2 separate regions of the Homo sapiens genome follow, and region 2 is linked to region 1. A link is an interaction called in ENCODE POLR2A ChIA-PET data of the cell type or tissue named here. Cell type or tissue: OCI-LY7. All regions are shown on one strand. Each heading gives the region's core, and the rest is flanking DNA. Links, peaks and the distances in the headings are about the cores only.

Evidence for each region. Peaks named below come from ENCODE experiments on the same cell type or tissue, not always from the same donor. Only the 100,000 strongest peaks of a DNase experiment are listed, where the experiment ranks them.
Region 2: POLR2A ChIA-PET joins it to region 1 with 9 read pairs; 4 of 35 experiments call an interaction of 5 or more read pairs at or near these places.

What each region holds. Positions count from the first base shown.
Region 1 is chr5:173,026,519-173,035,003 of GRCh38, reverse strand. It overlaps ATP6V0E1 (ATPase H+ transporting V0 subunit e1), which reads right to left. Exons shown (of 4, transcript NM_003945.4): 4 at 1-605. Among named protein-coding and RNA genes, the nearest start is that of SNORA74B, 10 kb to the right of the region's middle. In OCI-LY7, for the core only: no CTCF peak of the experiment used is centred there; no DNase peak of the experiment used is centred there; H3K27ac peaks cover 2,081 bases.
Region 2 is chr5:173,105,728-173,113,878 of GRCh38, reverse strand. CREBRF (CREB3 regulatory factor) reads right to left here. Exons shown (of 9, transcript NM_153607.3): 5 at 5,061-5,255; 6 at 3,168-3,357; 7 at 1,500-1,573. Among named protein-coding and RNA genes, the nearest start is that of BNIP1, 35 kb to the left of the region's middle. In OCI-LY7, for the core only: no CTCF peak of the experiment used is centred there; no DNase peak of the experiment used is centred there.

The sequences.
Region 1 (8,485 bases), core at 1,267-6,266:
CAGGGTTTATATACTCAACCTAAGTTTAGACTACAAAATCATTTTTTAAAAAGGCATTATGTAGCGATAGAAAAGCTTATAAAAATGAACTTTACAAACACCGAGCCCAGATTTCCATAGAAAGGAGGAAAATATTTATTCCAAAAGATGGCAGAAAGAAGAAATTCATCCTGAAAGTATAGTTTGGTGCGATTCTGTTGAGATGGCTCTTCCCTCTGAACGTGCTCTCCTACTGACCACCCCACTGGAGTCTTGTTTGTCTTGCAGCAGTTTCTAAACACTTCACTGATTCCCACGTGAGAAGGCAGGAGCCATCTTCAAATCCACAGATTCCAAGGAGAGAGTAACGTATCTCTCAGAAGAACAGCATCTTCTATCTCAGAAGAGTACATAATCGTTTTGTGGAGTCGGCACAGTTCAGGTTATGGAGGCACGTAATTCACCAAAGTGCAAAAAAGGCAAAGGAAAACACGCTGCATTGTAGAATAAGGCATTCAAATGTGCTGTTAACGTTTAAGGCAGCTAATGGCCAAAACAGGCAAGTCAAGAAAAGTGGTCTGGTTTGGAGGTGATTTTGCATCTAGAAGGCATTCTCTTCTCGTGACCTGCAAAACAAAACCATTCTGGTAACTGGTCCTCATACATTCCTCAGGAAGGCAAAAAGTTAACATCGAGAAAGTTAACCAAGCCAACACTTTAAAATGCACAGATGCTCAACAAAATATGAAACACAGGATAATCAACTTGGTGCAAGTTTGGCCAGGTTTTGCAGGGCTGTGGCAAAAGGTCCAGTAACCAAGGACACTGCTGAAATGAGGAGCACAAGTAACACTCTATGTTACAGAAAGCAGGAAGAATGAAGCTGACTGAGATTGATTGTGCTGGAATCTAATGAATTCACCGCAGTTTCAAGAGTCTGTATTTTTCCCTTCCCTCTTATAGCATGGAGGGGAGGTTCCGCAGGCATGGCGAACTCTGCTCTGGGGCCAGGCTCCTGGGGAGCGGGCTCCTTGCATTGGTCTTGTACTGGAGGCTGCCCTGTAGCTTGCTCCCCGTTCTGGCTATCTCGAGTGTAGGTGACAAATGACACTTTTCTTTTTCTAGCAGCTTAAATTCAACACCATCTTTTTTTTTGTTTTGTTTTATTTTTGTTTTTTTCGGACACAGGGTCTTGCTCTGCCATCCAGGCTGGAGTGCAGTGGCGTGATCTCGGCTCACTGCAGTCTCAATCTCCTGAGCCCAAATGATCCTCCCATCTCAGCCTCCCAAGTAGCTGGAACTACAGGTGCACGCCAACACATTCGGCTAATTTTTATATTTTTTTGTAGAGACAGGGTTTCACCATGCTGCCCAGGTTGGGCTCTAACTCCTGGGCTCAAGCGTTGTGCCCATCCTCGCCTCCCAAAGTGCTGGGATTACAGGCATGAGCCATCATGCCCTAAACAGACTATATTTACAATGTACTAGGAAAACAACATCAGGCCAAGGAGTGGTAATTACCAGAGCTACTTGTTTCTTGTAGTAGTGTGAAAGCCTCATAATATCTTTCACTTAATCTAGGGATAATTTTCTGTTCTCTTCCTTAGGCCAGCAGAACAGCCTCTTTGTACAAGTATCAGTACCAGGCAGATTATAAATTTAGGCCAGGCGTGGTGGCTCACACCTGTAATCCCAGCACTTTGGGACGCCAAGGCGGGAAGATCACCTGAGGCCAGCCTGGGCAACATAGCGAGACTCTCTACAGCACGATGACACACACCAGTAGTCCCAGCTACTCCAGAAGCTGAGGTGGGAGGATCACTAGAGCTCAGGAGTTTGAGGTTACAGTGAGCTATGATCATGCCATTCTGCACCCCAGCCTAGGTGACAGAGCCTGACCCTGTCTCTAATCAATAAATAATATTTTTTTCAGACAGTCTCGCTCTCTCACCTGCCCTGGAGTGTAGTGGCCACAAACACAGCTCACTGCAGCCTCGACCTTCTGGACTCAAGCAATCTTCCTGCCTCAGCCTCCCAAGTAGCTGGGACTATAGGCCCACGCCATCATGCCCAGCTAATTTTTAAATTTTTCATAGAAATGGGGTCTTGCTATATTGCCCAGGCTGGTCTCAAACTCCTGGGCTCAGGTTTCCTCTTGCCTTGGCTTCCCAAAGTTCTGGGATTACAGGCATGAGCCATCACACCCAGCCAATAAAATAAATTTTATCTGAGAATACTGAAGTAGTGAATACATATGGTTTGTCTGTTAATTTTCCATGAAGAGCACACTGATTAGACTTCTTCATAGTACAGGCATTTTGTGACAAAGAAACAATCAAAAAAGGGAAAAATAAGCCTTCACTTTTGAAAAACCATATACAAATGGGGGATAGTTTTCACTCAAGATCAATGATACCAGTTTAAAATAAATGTAGGCCGGGCACAGTGGCTCACGTCTGTAATCCCAGCACTTTGGGAGGCCGAGGCAGGTGGATCACTTGAGGTCAGGAGTTCGAGATCAGCCTGGCCAGCATGGTAAAACCCCATCTCTACTAAAAATACAAAAAAATTAGCCAGCTGTAGTGGTGCATGCCTGTAGTCCCAGCTACCTGGGAGGCTAAGGCAAGGAGAATGGCTTGAACCCAGGAGGCGGAGGTTGCAGTGAGCTGAGATCACACCATTGGACTCCAGCCTGGGTGACAGAGCAAGACCCCATCTCAAAATAAATAAATAAATAAATAAATAAATAAATAAATAAATAAATAAATAAATAAAATAAAATAAAAGTAAATGTGCATTATGTTACATGGCAAAGGCATGCGGTTTGATTTTGGAATAAATTTTTATTTTTATTTATTTATTTATTCTTGAGACAGGGTCTTGCTCTGTCATCCAGGCTGGAGTAAATGCAGTGGCACCATCACCGCTCACTGCAACCACCACCTCCTGGGCTCAAGTTCCTTCCATCTCAGCCTCCCAAGTAGCTAGGACTACAGGCGTGTGCCACCATACCTGGCTGATTTTTGTATTTTTTGTTGTTGTTGTTGAGATGGGGTTTCACCATGTTACCCAGGCTGGTCTCAAAATTCTGGGCTTGAGCAATCTGCCCACCTCAGCCTCCCAAAGCGCTGGGATTACAGGTGTGAGCCACTGCACCCGGCTGATTTTGGAGTAAATTAAGGAAGCTTTTTTTTTTTTTTTTGAGGCAGAGTCTCGCTCTCTCGCCCAGGCTGGATGGAGTGCAGTGGCGCGATCTCCACTCACTGCAAGCCCTGCCTCCCAGGTTCACGCTATTCTCCTGCCTCAGCCTCCCGAGTAGCTGGGACTACAGGCGCCCGCCACTATACCTGGCTAATTTTTTGTATTTTTTAGTAGAGACGGAGTTTCATTGTGTTAGCCAGGGTGGTCTCAATCTCCTGACCTCGTGATCCGCGCGCCTTGGCCTCCCAAAGTGCTGGGATTACAGGCGTGAGCCACCTCGCCTGGCCAGGAAGCCTGTATTCTTATCATCTTTGATAAGAAATAGCTGACTGGGGGTGGGGCTGAAGAACTTAATCAAAGGGTCCATGTTCTCATTTTGCACGTCTCAAAAAAAAAAAAAAAAAGAGTCATAAGGTTACCATCAGATAAAACTGACAAAGGGTCGGATGCGGTGGCTCATGCCTGTAATCCCAGTACTTTGGGAGGCCATGGTGGGTGGATCACTTGAGGTCAGGAGTTCGAGAACAGCCTGGACAACATGATGTACCCCATCTCTACTAAAAAAAAAATACAAAAATTAGGCCGGGCACGGTGGCTCACGCCTGTAATCCCAGCACTTTGGGAAGCCGAGGCGGGCAGATCATGAGGTCAGGAGATCGAGACCATCCTGGCTAACACAGTGAAACCCCGTCTCAAATAAAAATACAAAAAATTAGCCAGGTATGGTGGCGGGCACCTGTAGTCCCAGCTACTTGGGAGCCTGAGGCAGGAGAATGGCATGAACCCGGGAGGCAGAGATTGCGGTGAGCGGAGATCGCACCACTGCACTCCAGTCTGGGCGACAGAGCAAGACTCCGTCTCAAATAAATAAATAAATAAATAAATAAATAAATAAATAAATACAAAAATTAGCCAAGCATGGTGGTGCATGCCTGTAGTCCCAGCTATACGGGAGGCTGAGGCAGGAGAATCACTTGAACCTGGGAGGTCAATGTTGCAATGAGCCAAGATTGCGCCACTGCACTCCAGTCTGGGTGACAGAGCGAGATTCCATCTCAAACAAACAAACAAACAAAAACCTGCCAATGGGCCAGGTGCAGTGGCTCACACCTGTAATCTCAGCACTCTGGGAGGCGGGGCGGATCACCTGAGATCAGGAGTTCAAGACCAGCCTGGCAAACATGGTGAAACCCCGTCTCTACTAAAAATACAAAAATTAGCCGGGTATGGTGGCACATTCCTGTAATCCCAGCTACTCGGGAGGCTGAGGCACGAGAATCACTTGAACCCAGGAGGCGGAGTTTGCAGTAAGCCAAGATCATGCCACTGTACTCCAGCCTGGGCAACAGAGTGAGACTCTGTTTCAAAAAAAAAAAAAAAAACAAAAAACTGACAATGAAGATAACATAAAAATATTAAGTCTAGAACCAAGAAATCTGTTCGGGGAAAAGTAAGTGAATATTCTTCTTAAACGATATATTAGGCTTAATTTTTATCTGTTTAAAAATTTTAGATAAATTTGCAAAATAATTCCTTCTTTACTATGATATGTAAGGCTATATATTGTAGGAGATTAAATACAAGGAGTTAAGCATGTATTTAACAATTCAAGGCAATGTACCAAATGAATGGCAAAAACTGGAGAGCTAAATATGTTCAGAAAGAAAAGAAATCACTTTGAAACAAAGTAGCCAAGGAAGGAAGTGCTAGGATTTGCCAGCTGGGCACTGAAAGAGAAAGCATCAGAAAGAATTAAGAGAGAATGGGTGAACTGAGGCAAGAAAGCAGAAGGAATTTTCACGGGAGAGTGTATTTACTAAGTTGTTTTCTAAATTAATGAATGTAATAGGGTAGTGAGAGTCAGGAAAAACCAAGTAAAGCTAATGAGGTCAAGAACAAGGGCCCACACCACTAGGGCCTGGAGGGGAAAGTAGTGAGAAGGAAGGCAGACTGGGGAGGGAAGGCCTTGACAGTCAAGTCAGAGCTGGACATGACCTGCAGGTTAGCCGTTCTTATCTGTTGTGGCTCATGGGACCGCTGGTGACCCGGCAAAAGTTGTGTGCTTATAACATTTTATATCGCATTTCAAGGGGCATGTACTCTCTACAATCAGAGACCTTAGGTTAAACAAAACAAAACAGAAAAGCAAAACAAAACAAAACAAAAAATCCTGCTGCAGGCCCCAGAGAACTACTGACAGTTTCTGAGGCAAGCTGATCTATTTCAGGAAGTGCTACACCAGGAAGATAAACAGGGTGGTATTCTGTAGATAGATGACGGTAGAGCCAGGGAGACCAGATGAGGAGCACCTGCCATAATTCAGAGCTGTAGTAAGTTGGGGCAGAAATCAGGGTGCCTGAAGGAGGAATGGAAAGGAAAGGCGGACACAAGAGACATAATGAGAGCAAATGGATTTGAGGAAGAGGAGAAAAAAGTGACGCGACAGGTTCTGACCCTGACAAGGAAAACTATGATATTGGGAACTGAAATGGAGACATGGCTGAACCTGAAATGGCAGCAGAATACCCAGCCAGAGTACTCGGAGTAAAAGATTTACTTTTTAACCACACGACACCTTGCACTATTGAACTTCTCCCAAGTATGGCTTAATTCAACACCCCAACAGATCACAAACCCCTTTGGAGCCCAGTCTTCCCCTACTTCAGTACTATACACCTCACAAGCACTCAAGTATTTTAGGAATGCATAGAAAAACAGCTCCCACAGGGCAGAGGCCTAATTATCAATATCCTCTATTTCTTTCCTGGCCCGGACTTTATAATAAAACAGCATTTCTATGCCTTCAGACTGTGGTCAACCATATCAGATCATCTACCAGGCAACAATGCCTTGCTAAACCAAGTAACTTCCAGGATGCTGGATCTGAAGCCGAAGCCACCCCTCCAAGGAGATTCCATGGTAGCAGCACACCCCACAAGGCTGTAGGAAAGTGAACATCAACAAAAACAGCAACCTTGACATTAGAGTCCCACATACATCTTAGGAAGTCACACTCAGGAATCTAAGGGAAGCAGACGAGGCTGGCAAAGCCAAGGATGGAGTGAGCACTGCTCTTAGGAGTACTGGACACGTTTATTTGCAGCCAATAAACATAACGTGCTGTAACTCAGCCTCTCATCAGGCTGTGGTTCGGTTCTTCAATTCAGGAAAGAAATCATGACAGTTACCTTGATTAAAGCAGCAAAAGATCGGCTATGTATTTAACGGTGTGTTCTTTGGATTGATTCCATTTCATCTATATAAAATTATTCTAAAGCTTTCATAACTGGTCCTCATTTTTCTCTGTTGAATACCATGTCTGGCTTACACCTACTTTCCAAATCTGGCCTCTTAAAAGGAATCATGTACTAAACCAAACATTTTTCCTTATCAGGTGAGGTCAGACCCAAATCTACCTTCTAAACTCCTTTATCATCTCACCATTAGGTAAAAGTTCAAAATTCAAAAGGTTAAACAAAACTCAATCCTTTGACTTTACCATCCAAAAAGTGAAGTCAGCCTGTCTTAAGTCTGTCTGTTCTAACGCTAGGCAGAGATTAGATCTCTTGATGTGTTAACTCCAAAGTCTTAGGTTACGATACCACTATAATTCTGTTAAATGCAGAATAGGCATGACACGATGTTCATAATTAGGGATCGCCCGGCTTGCCCTCCTACTTCCTGGCATTTTGCTTTTAAAAGAACCAACTTTAGTATAAGGGTTTCAAGGAGCCCGAGTGTGTGCTGTGGACCAGAGTGAAAACATGAGGAATCTGTCAATCCGGTTGACAGAGACATAAGAGTGAAAAGAATAAGCAGATAAAATGTCTTCAGATCCACCCACCCAGTGTTATTTAGTGTCAAAGGGCCCAATTCTCTCATTATCATGGAAGGAAATGAAACTCAGAGAAGTTAAGTGAAAAGCAATGCTGGAACTAGAACCAACTGAGGCCTGAAGTTCTCAGCTTTGAACCCCAATCAACAGCCTTACCTAACACTCACTACAGTTGAAATAAAGAGTAGAAAACAGAACTTGATGAAAAAGGCAGGTTAAAAAAAATTGGTATTATTGCCAGGCACATTGGCTCATGCCTGTAATCCCAGCACTTCGAGAAGCCAAGGTGGGAGGATCGCTTGAGGCCAGGAGATCAAGACCAGCTTGGGTAACAGAGTGAGACCCCCATCTATTAAAACAAAAACAAAAACAAAAACCCACACGTACGTATAAACATATATATAAAATATATATATTTAAGGGGAAATTAAATTGGCAAAATTCAGGTTGTGGCAAAACAGAAACTCATACACTATTTTTTTTTTTTGAGACGGAGTCTCTTTCTGTCACTCAGGCTGGAGTGCAGTGGCACGATCTCGGCTCACTGCAAGCTCTGCCTCCTGGGTTCACGCCATTCTCCTGCCTCAGCCTCCGGAGTAACTGGGACTACAGGCACCCGCCACCATGTCAGGCTCATTTTTTGTATTTTTTTTTTTTTTTTTTTTAGTAGAGACAGGGTTTCACCGTGTTAGCCAGGATGGTCTCGATCTCCTGATCTCGTGATCCACCCGCCTCGGCCTCCCAAAGTGCTGGGATTACAGGCGTGAGCCACCGTGCCCGGCTATTTTTTTTTTTTTTTTTTTTTTTTTTGAGACGGAGTCTCGCTGTGTCACCCAGGCTGGAGCGCAGTGGCACAATCTCTGCTAACTGCAAGCTCCGCCTCCCAGGTTCATGCCATTATCCTGCCCCAGCCTCCCGAGTAGCTGGGACTACAGGCGTCTGCCACCACGCCCAGCTAATTTTTTTGTATTTTTTTAGTAGAGATGGGGTTTCACTGCGTTAGCCAGGATGGTCTCGATCTCCTGACCTCGTGATCCGCCCGCCTCAGCCTCCCAAAGTGCTGGGATTACAGGCATGAGCCAACACGCTCGGCCACTCATATACTGTTGATGGGAATGCAAAACAGTATAATCTCTATGGAAGACAATGCAACAGTATCTAGAAAAATCATATATATCTTTAAACCAGAGATTGCATTTTCAAGGAGGCTACATTAAAGATCATCAGCAAAAACAGAAAATGGCATATGCATAGGATGGCACTGTGGCTTTATCAGTAATAGCAAAAGACTAGAAATAACCCAAAAGGATTATCAATGGCTATAAAGAGATGAGAAACATCTCTATACACCAGTATGCAGCAATCTCTAGCATATATTGTTCAGTGAATAAAACAAGGTACAGAATAGTATATGTAGCTGATATCTGTTCTGTAACAGCAGTGTGTATGTGTGTATATACATATGAATGA
Region 2 (8,151 bases), core at 1-5,000, 80 kb before region 1:
GGAGGTGTTCTTATCACAGAAGATCAAAACCAGAGCTTCCCATACCCCTGAAGTGCTGTAAAAGGGTTCTAGATGTGTAAGATAATTATCCCCTCAGCTCATGGGGACCTCCTCCCATGAGCAGCCTACTCTTGTTATATTCCGTGATGCCTCAGAGATGATAATTTTCTACATGTGCTACAATGTGAAATGCTGAGAAGCACTTTGGTTTAGATCAAAGCCAGTAGTTCCTGAATAAGTGCTAGAATGGTTCCATTAAGAATAATCTTGGGCCCGGGTGCAGTGACTCATGCCTGTAATCTCAGCACTTTGGGAGGCCTAGGCAGGTGGATCACCTGAGGTCAGGAGTTCGAAACCAGCCTTGCCAACGTGGTGAAACACTGTCTCTACTAAAAATACAAAAATTAGCAAGGTGTGGTGCGTGGGCCTGTAGTCCCAGCTATTCAGGAGGCTGAGGCAAGAGAACTGCTTGAACCTGGGAAGCAGAGGTTGCAGTGAGCCGAGATCGTGCCACTGCACTCCATCCTGGGCAACAGGGCGAGACTCCGTCTCAAAAAGAAGAAAAAAAAAAAAAGAATAATCTTGGCTGGGTGCAGCGGCTCATGCCTGTAATCCCAGCACTTTGGGAGGTTGAGGTGGGCAGATTGCTTGAGCCCACAAAATTGGGACCAGCCTGGGCAACACAGTAGAAACTCCACCTCTATGAAAAATGCAAAAAATCAGCCAGGCGTGGTAGTGCACTCCTGTATTCCCAGATACCCAGGAGGCTGCAGTGGGAGGATCACCTGAGCCCAGAAGGTGGAGGCTGCAGTGAGCTGTGATCAAACTACTGCACTCTAGCCTGGGCAACAGAGTAAGATCCTGTCTCACACACACAAAAAGAGAATGATCTGAGAAGTGTTAAAAATATGGATTCTTGAGTTCTACTTGTACACAATCTAATTCAGAAGATCTGCAGAGAAGCCTAGAAATGTGTATTTTAACCAAGTACACAGACAATTCCAATGAGCAATCAAATCTGAAAAACACAGGTCTGAATTATTCATACGAAGCCTAAAATATCATTATTCAATTTAGGGAAAATATTAAAATCAGTCAACAAAACTGGCTAATCCAGTAACACAATTATAAAATAGAAGAAATTATTGTGATCTTTCGAGAAGTGCAGGTTGTTTTTGCTGCCTATTCTTAATTTACTTGTAAAACTTTTCACATCTTTTATAGAAAAAAATAAACAAATTATCATGGTCACAATGTGGATCAGCTTGTTAGTGTAAAGATGAGATGTGGATTGGGAAGTCAGCAGTACAGAAACTTATATTAAAAGGTGGACAAGACTGAAGGAAAGTGAGCATGTGGCTTACTGAACAGATAAACAAATAGGAGGCTAGCCAAAAACTAGGCAGAATACAGCGAAAGCAAATCACAAACCAAAGAAAAGAGAGAGTGGTCAGCAAATCAATAGGTGGTTAATCAACTTCTTAAAACTTTAGGTTTACCATATTCTGTGTTGAGGCCCCATAATTTCACTTTATTAGCTTCATACTGGGCTTTCTTCTTTAACCGACAAGCTCTGTGAAAGGAAGGAGCAGTTAGTTCACTTTCTTTTTCTTAATTTTAATTTTATTATTTTTAATTACGGAGAAGGGGTCTCGCTATGTTGCCCAGGCTACTCTCCAACTCCTAGCTGCAAGTGATCCTCCCTTTTTGGCCTCCTAAAGTGCTGGGATTATAGGCATGAGGCACCATGCCCAGCCTGCTTTCTTTTTTAAGTGAATTTTCATCTTTCATTTTCTAATAGCAATCCAAAACTGCTGCCTACTGACATTTAACAAATAACTGAGTTACCAGAAAACACAACATAATCATTTATGCAAATTGATTTTTAAAAATTTAGCACACATTTAAAAATAAAGCTATATCAGCACACACCTATTAAAGTGGCTAAAAAACAAAAATAAAAACAAACAAAAACTGATAATACCAAAAGTTGTACAGGATGTGAAGCAAGTGGAACCCTCATGTGTTGCTAGCAGGAAAGTAAAACAGCACATATAGCTACTTTGGAGAATAGTTTGGCAGTTTCTTATAAGCATATATGCTTGGATATTTATCTAAGAGAAATGGAAATATATTCACACAAACATTTGTAAGTGAACATTGATGGTGGTTTTATTCAAAATTGCCAAAAACTGGAGGCAACCCAAATGCCCTTCAACTGGTGAATGGATAAACTGTAGTATATCCCCACCCAAAGGAATACAACTCAGCAACCAAAAGGAACAAATTATTACTCCAGGCAACAATATGGATGAATCTCAAATGTGTCATGTTGAGTGAAAGAATACAGATTCAGCTGGGCGCACTGGCTCACGCCTGTAATCCCAGCACTTTGGGAGGCCTGGGCAACATGGTGAAACCCCATCTCTACAAAAAATACAAAAATTAGCTGGGCATGGTGGGTCACATCTATAATCCCAGCTACTTAGGGGGCTGAGGCGGGAAGATCCCTTGAGCCCTGGAGGCAGAGGTTGCAGTGAGCTGAGATCAGGCCACTGCCTGTGTGACAGAGTGAGACTCTGTCTCAAAAAAAAAAAGGAAGACAGGTTCAATCAAAGGCTACATACATACAGTATATTCCATGTACATGACATTCTGGAAAAGGCAAAACTACGGAGACAGAAAACAGATCAGTAGTTTTGAGGGGCGATGGGTGCAGGAAGGGGTTTGCTTTTACAAAGAGACATAAGGAAACTTTTTAAGATGATGAAAATGTTCAATATCTTGATTGTGGTGGTGGTTGTATGATTGGATATGTTTGTCAAAACTCATAAAAGTATACATTAAAAGGTATACATTTTACTATAAGTTATAGCTCAATAACTCTGACTTACTAAAAAAGCAAACAAAAAATAAAGCTATGAAAAAATTTTTTATTGTTATACAACATAATGCACCAGAGTCCATTCATCTCTCCCCTCTTAAAAACTTTTTCCATAAAACAAAAATACCGTCTTCTACTTTCAAAAGAAAAATTATAATATTCTCATTGTAGTATTTATACAAGAAAAATACAATTTCTTTGTTGTCCTTCTATAAAAACTCACTTAGGGACTAACCTCACCTCCTAAACTTTCTTCACATGAGTGAACATTATTAGCATTTACCTGGAAGCCAGCTTATTTTTTTCCTTCCTTGACCTTGGTCGGGCTGTTAAGGGAAGCTCACTGACTGGAGTCAGGTCACTAATCACCTTATTCAGTTTCCGAAGTTCATTGCCTATCTGGAGGAGTTTTTTAGGATTTGGAGTCAGGTCTTCTACATCAGTTCTCCGTGACTTCTTTACTGCATATTTTCCTATAAACAGTTTAAAAGAAGTTTAAGTCAGATCACTTTAATTAACAAGAGACACGTTTTTCACGGCCACATTTTTAACCACTTCCCACCACTACCTTTTCTTTTCAGAAGTCTTGGCATGTTTCAGAAGTCTTAGCATGTTTAACAATCTATCCTAGAAGGGCTGGCCTCCTCTCCTTCCCATCTTGTGGCTGCAGGAAATGGGGGTGATATGGCAGAGTTCTAACTTTTTCCAAGTTCTTCCCTACCCTAGGCTTCTAGTTCCAGCATGACAGATTCTTCATTATTTGCATGGCATACTAAGCATCTCAAATCTCAGGATGAGTATGAGTTCAACTAAACACCAAAATCAGGACTAGGGTATAATACATAGTCGGAAGAGAGCTTGGAGATTTTACACAAACCAAGATGTTTCTGATGCTACGTCTGAAAACTGTCAGACATACACATTTTTGTATTGAACTTGAAAATCCAACAAGTAAGCATAACCTTGTTTAAAAGCTCTTCTTTTGTTGCTTTGATAAATAACATTATAGAAGACTCAAGGGGTCTTGGTCTATCACTCCAGGCAAAAGGGATGGCTCTGTCCTCTGAACTCCTACAACTTTCCTAGTATTCATATGCTACTTGGGATTATTGACTGGACTTAATGTTTCATTTCTAGTAGAAAACTTATCTGAAGGCAAAAGCTTGGTAATTATTTACTGAGAGACAATATAGTACACCTGGTTGCTAGTGGAAAAGGAAAATGAGACACAAACATACATCAGATGGAATTCTTGTCCTCAAAAATCCTTTGCAACTCACATTCGTACGATGAGTGAATAACCTGTTTACTGACCATCACACTTACTAGTAGTTCCCCTCCCCACTTTTTTCAGTAAAGACTTTGTATTAATTTTTTTTATTCAGAGCAGAAGAACTAGAAACTATGGATTAATTTAAAAATAACATTTGTGCAGAATAAATTCTACTTAATCACAGCTTCCTGAGTTCACAATAAAAAATTTGACCTACCTAAGACTGTCATTTTTAAAATTTTTTTAGAGACAGGATCTCACTCTATCGCCCAGGATGGAGTGCAGTAGCATAATCACAATTCACTGCAGACTCTAACTCCTGGACTCAAGTGATCCTCCCAAAGTGCTAGGATTACAACCATGAGCTGCAGCACACGGCCTGACCTACCTAAGATTATAAACTTCTGATTCCTGCTACAGGTATTCAACTCTTCTCTACAACTCCTTTTCTCCATAACCATCCTCCCTTTCTTTTCTTTCCTTGCCCTTTTATCCCCATTACCGTTTGAATTCCAGTCCCCCCATTTACATCTGGGGATTACACAAGAATGCAAGAGAGCCCGTTCACTTTCTCCTCAACCCTTCTGGTTATACCAACTGTGACAGGTCAGAAACCAGCAGCCTCCTAGTCATTTCCTGAATGGGGTAGGTAGATTAAGAAGGGACTAGAAATGAAATAATGTTTACACAGTCCTTCCTCTCCACTTAGGTGAGGACTCTTAACACTGGTAAAAGCTATTTGTGAGTGACGAAGAGTAGTCACACAAATGTAGCAGCTCTACAGTCCCCATCTCCAGTTTGCTAGGAAGGGCTGAATGCCTAGGTACACGGAGTAAACATTATGGATTAGTAGCTCAACTTGATTAAAGTGACACTAAATATCTGACTGCAATCCCCTCTTACCATGATGTAAGCCATTTTTCTGATACATATTACTTGGCAAAGTATCTCGGTTCCACTCAGATGGTCTCAGCATCCTCTCTTGCTGTGATGGTGTAAGTTGTTCACTATACTCCCAGAAGTATCTTCTTTTACCTCTCTTCCGTGAAGATATTGAAGTCACCTCCTTCAGGTCTTCTACAGAATCATTTTCATAGCCTTAAAAAAAGGTCCCGCAATTTTTAAGCTCCATAAATTTCAATAAATCAATCAGAACAAATGAAAAGACCCCTTCTATTTGTAACTTGGTATATTTCCTTGCATCTGAAAACATCATTGGCATGTCAAAGATAATAAACCAGGTCTATAAGAGAACTTTTAATATGTAAATCTCTAACTCATAAAACATTCCGAGATTAATAAACATAGATAACTACACTGTTCATCTTCCTTGGGTTTCTTTTTAGTTTTTATAAGTTAGTATACGATACTATTTTTATTATCTTCAAACAGGATTAAGAGAACAATTACAGGACAGCTATAGGAATATCAAAAGTACCATCAGATAATGGTACTTAGATACATAAACTATGATTTTTAAATGTCTTCCTTCTAATATTTGTATCTGAAACATCTCAGACAGAAAGCTATGTATACTTCTTTTTTTTTAAATATTTTTCTTTTATTTTAATTTTTAAAAAATTTTTTGTAGGCCAGGCGTGGTGGCTCACACCTGTAATCCCAGCACTTTGGGAGGCTGAGATAGGTAGATCACTTGAGGTCAGGAGTTTGAGACCAACCTGGCCAACATGGCAAAATCGTCTCTACTAAAAAACACAAAAATTAGCCAGGGCGTGGTGGTGCACGCCTGCAATCCCAGCTACTCGGGAGGCACAGACATGAGAATCACTTGAACTCAGGAGGCGGATGTTGCAGTGAGCCGAGATTGTGCCGCAGCACTCCAGCCTGGGCAACAGAATGAGACGCTCACTCTGTCTCCAAAAAAAAAAAAAAAAAAAAAAAAATTTTGTAGAGACAGAGGTCTCACTATGTTGCCAGGCTGGTCTCAAACTCCTGGGTTCACAAGCAGTCCTCTGGCCTCAGCCTCTGAAAGTGCTGGGATTACAGGCATGAGCCACCATGCCTAGCCCAGCTGTATACACTTCTATGATGGTGTTCTACTAGGCAGAATTCTATGTGGCAGCATTAGTTTTCTTCCTACCTGTCACACCACTTCTTTTGGAAAAGTATAAAAGATGACGGTTCTCACACTGGCTATCAGATAAAAAACTTATATGCCTATTCCAGTTAATATTTTATTGAAAGCTATTTGTATTAACGTCACTGTTTAAGAAGGGGGTATTTTCCTAATAGGAAGTTTCAGAAAATACTTAATTCTGAGTTGCTAGAACTGTTGGTCAGACCCAGTATTGAATGACCTATAAATCTAAAATACCCTCAGAGAATGGCCACCTCTGATGTACTCCAGATCATTAACGCTAGGTACATGAACAAGACGGAATGGGCTGTGCGAAGAATGTACACAATCCAAACCTAAGGTAACCAGGAAAACTTGGGCAGCATTGGCCATAAGTAAAAAGGTAATTTTTCCTTCCTGAAAACATAAGAAGGTGATGATATGTTTGCTTTGAGGAACTAAGTTTTCTCCAGACAAAGAATGAATCAGGAGCATGCTTCCATTTATATACTATTCTGGAAAAAGCAACCTATATGGACAGTGGTTGCCAGGGATTGGCAGTGGAGAAAAGGGATGACTATAAAAGAATATAAGGGGCCGGGTGCGGTGGCTCATGCCTGTAATCCCAGGACTTTGGGAGGCCAAGGTGGGCGGATCACCTGAGATCAGGAGTTCGAGACCAGCCTGGCCCACATGGCGAAACCTCATCTCTACTAAAAATACAAAAATTAGCCGGGCATGGTGGTGGGTGCCTGTAATCCCCGCTACTCAGGAAGCTGAGGCAGGAGAATCGCTTGAACCCAGGAGGCAGAGGTTGCAGTGAGCCAAGAGCGTGCCATTGCACCACAGCCTGGACAACAAGAGCAAGACTCCATCTCAATAAAATAAAATAAAATAAAATAAAATAAAATAGAAGAGGGAATTTTCGGGGGTGATCAAACTATTTGGTATTAGTGGTGATTACATGATTTGTCAAAACTCATAGAAGTGTACACTGTAAGAGGGGTGAATTTTACTGTGTGAAAATTATACCACAATAAACATGACTTTAAAAAAAAGAATCAATTTGGAAAGCAGAATGATTTCTGAGCAACAGTTAAGGCAAGCTTTTGTAGCACTGCTGGTATTAACAGCATTTTATTAGTGTACACGTGGTAGTTTAAAACAAAACAGCAAGCAGTGTGATGGTGACCCTTAGGCTCTTCTTTTTTTTTTGAGATGGAGTCTTGCTCCGTCGCCCAGGCTGGAGTGCAGTGGCACGATCTTGGCTCACTGCAAGCTCCGCCTCCCAGGTTCACACCATTCTCCTGCCTCAACTTCCTGAGTAGCTGGGACTACAGGCGCCCACCACCACGCCTGGCTAATTTTTTCTATTTTTTAGTAGAGACAGGGTTTCACCATGTTAGCCAGGATGGTTTCGATCTCCTGACCTCATGATCCACCCGCCACGGCCTCCCAAAGCGCTGGGATTACAGGTGTGAGCCACCGCACCTGGCCCCTTAGGCTCTTCTTAAAAAATGATGCACAAGTTGAGTGACACAATCATTTCTAGAAGTCTAATTTTTAAAAACTATATTAGAATAAAGCAATGGCTTTGGCCTATTTATTTGTGCTTATGTTTCTTTTCAAATGATAGGATTTATTTTGTTCTAGTTATCAACCTAGTTTTGGAAAAGATGCAAGGGCCATATGTTGCCAACAGAAATGGCCTTTAAAAAGGCCCTTGTGGCCAGGCACGGTGGCTCATGCCTGTAATCCCAGCACTTTGGGAGGCCGAGGCGGGCGGATCAGGAGGTCAGGAGATTGAGACTATCCTGGCTCACACGATGAAACCCCATCTCTACTAAAAATACAAAAATAAATAAATAAAAAGGCCCTCATGGCCAGGCACGGTGGCTCATGCCTGTAATCCCAGCA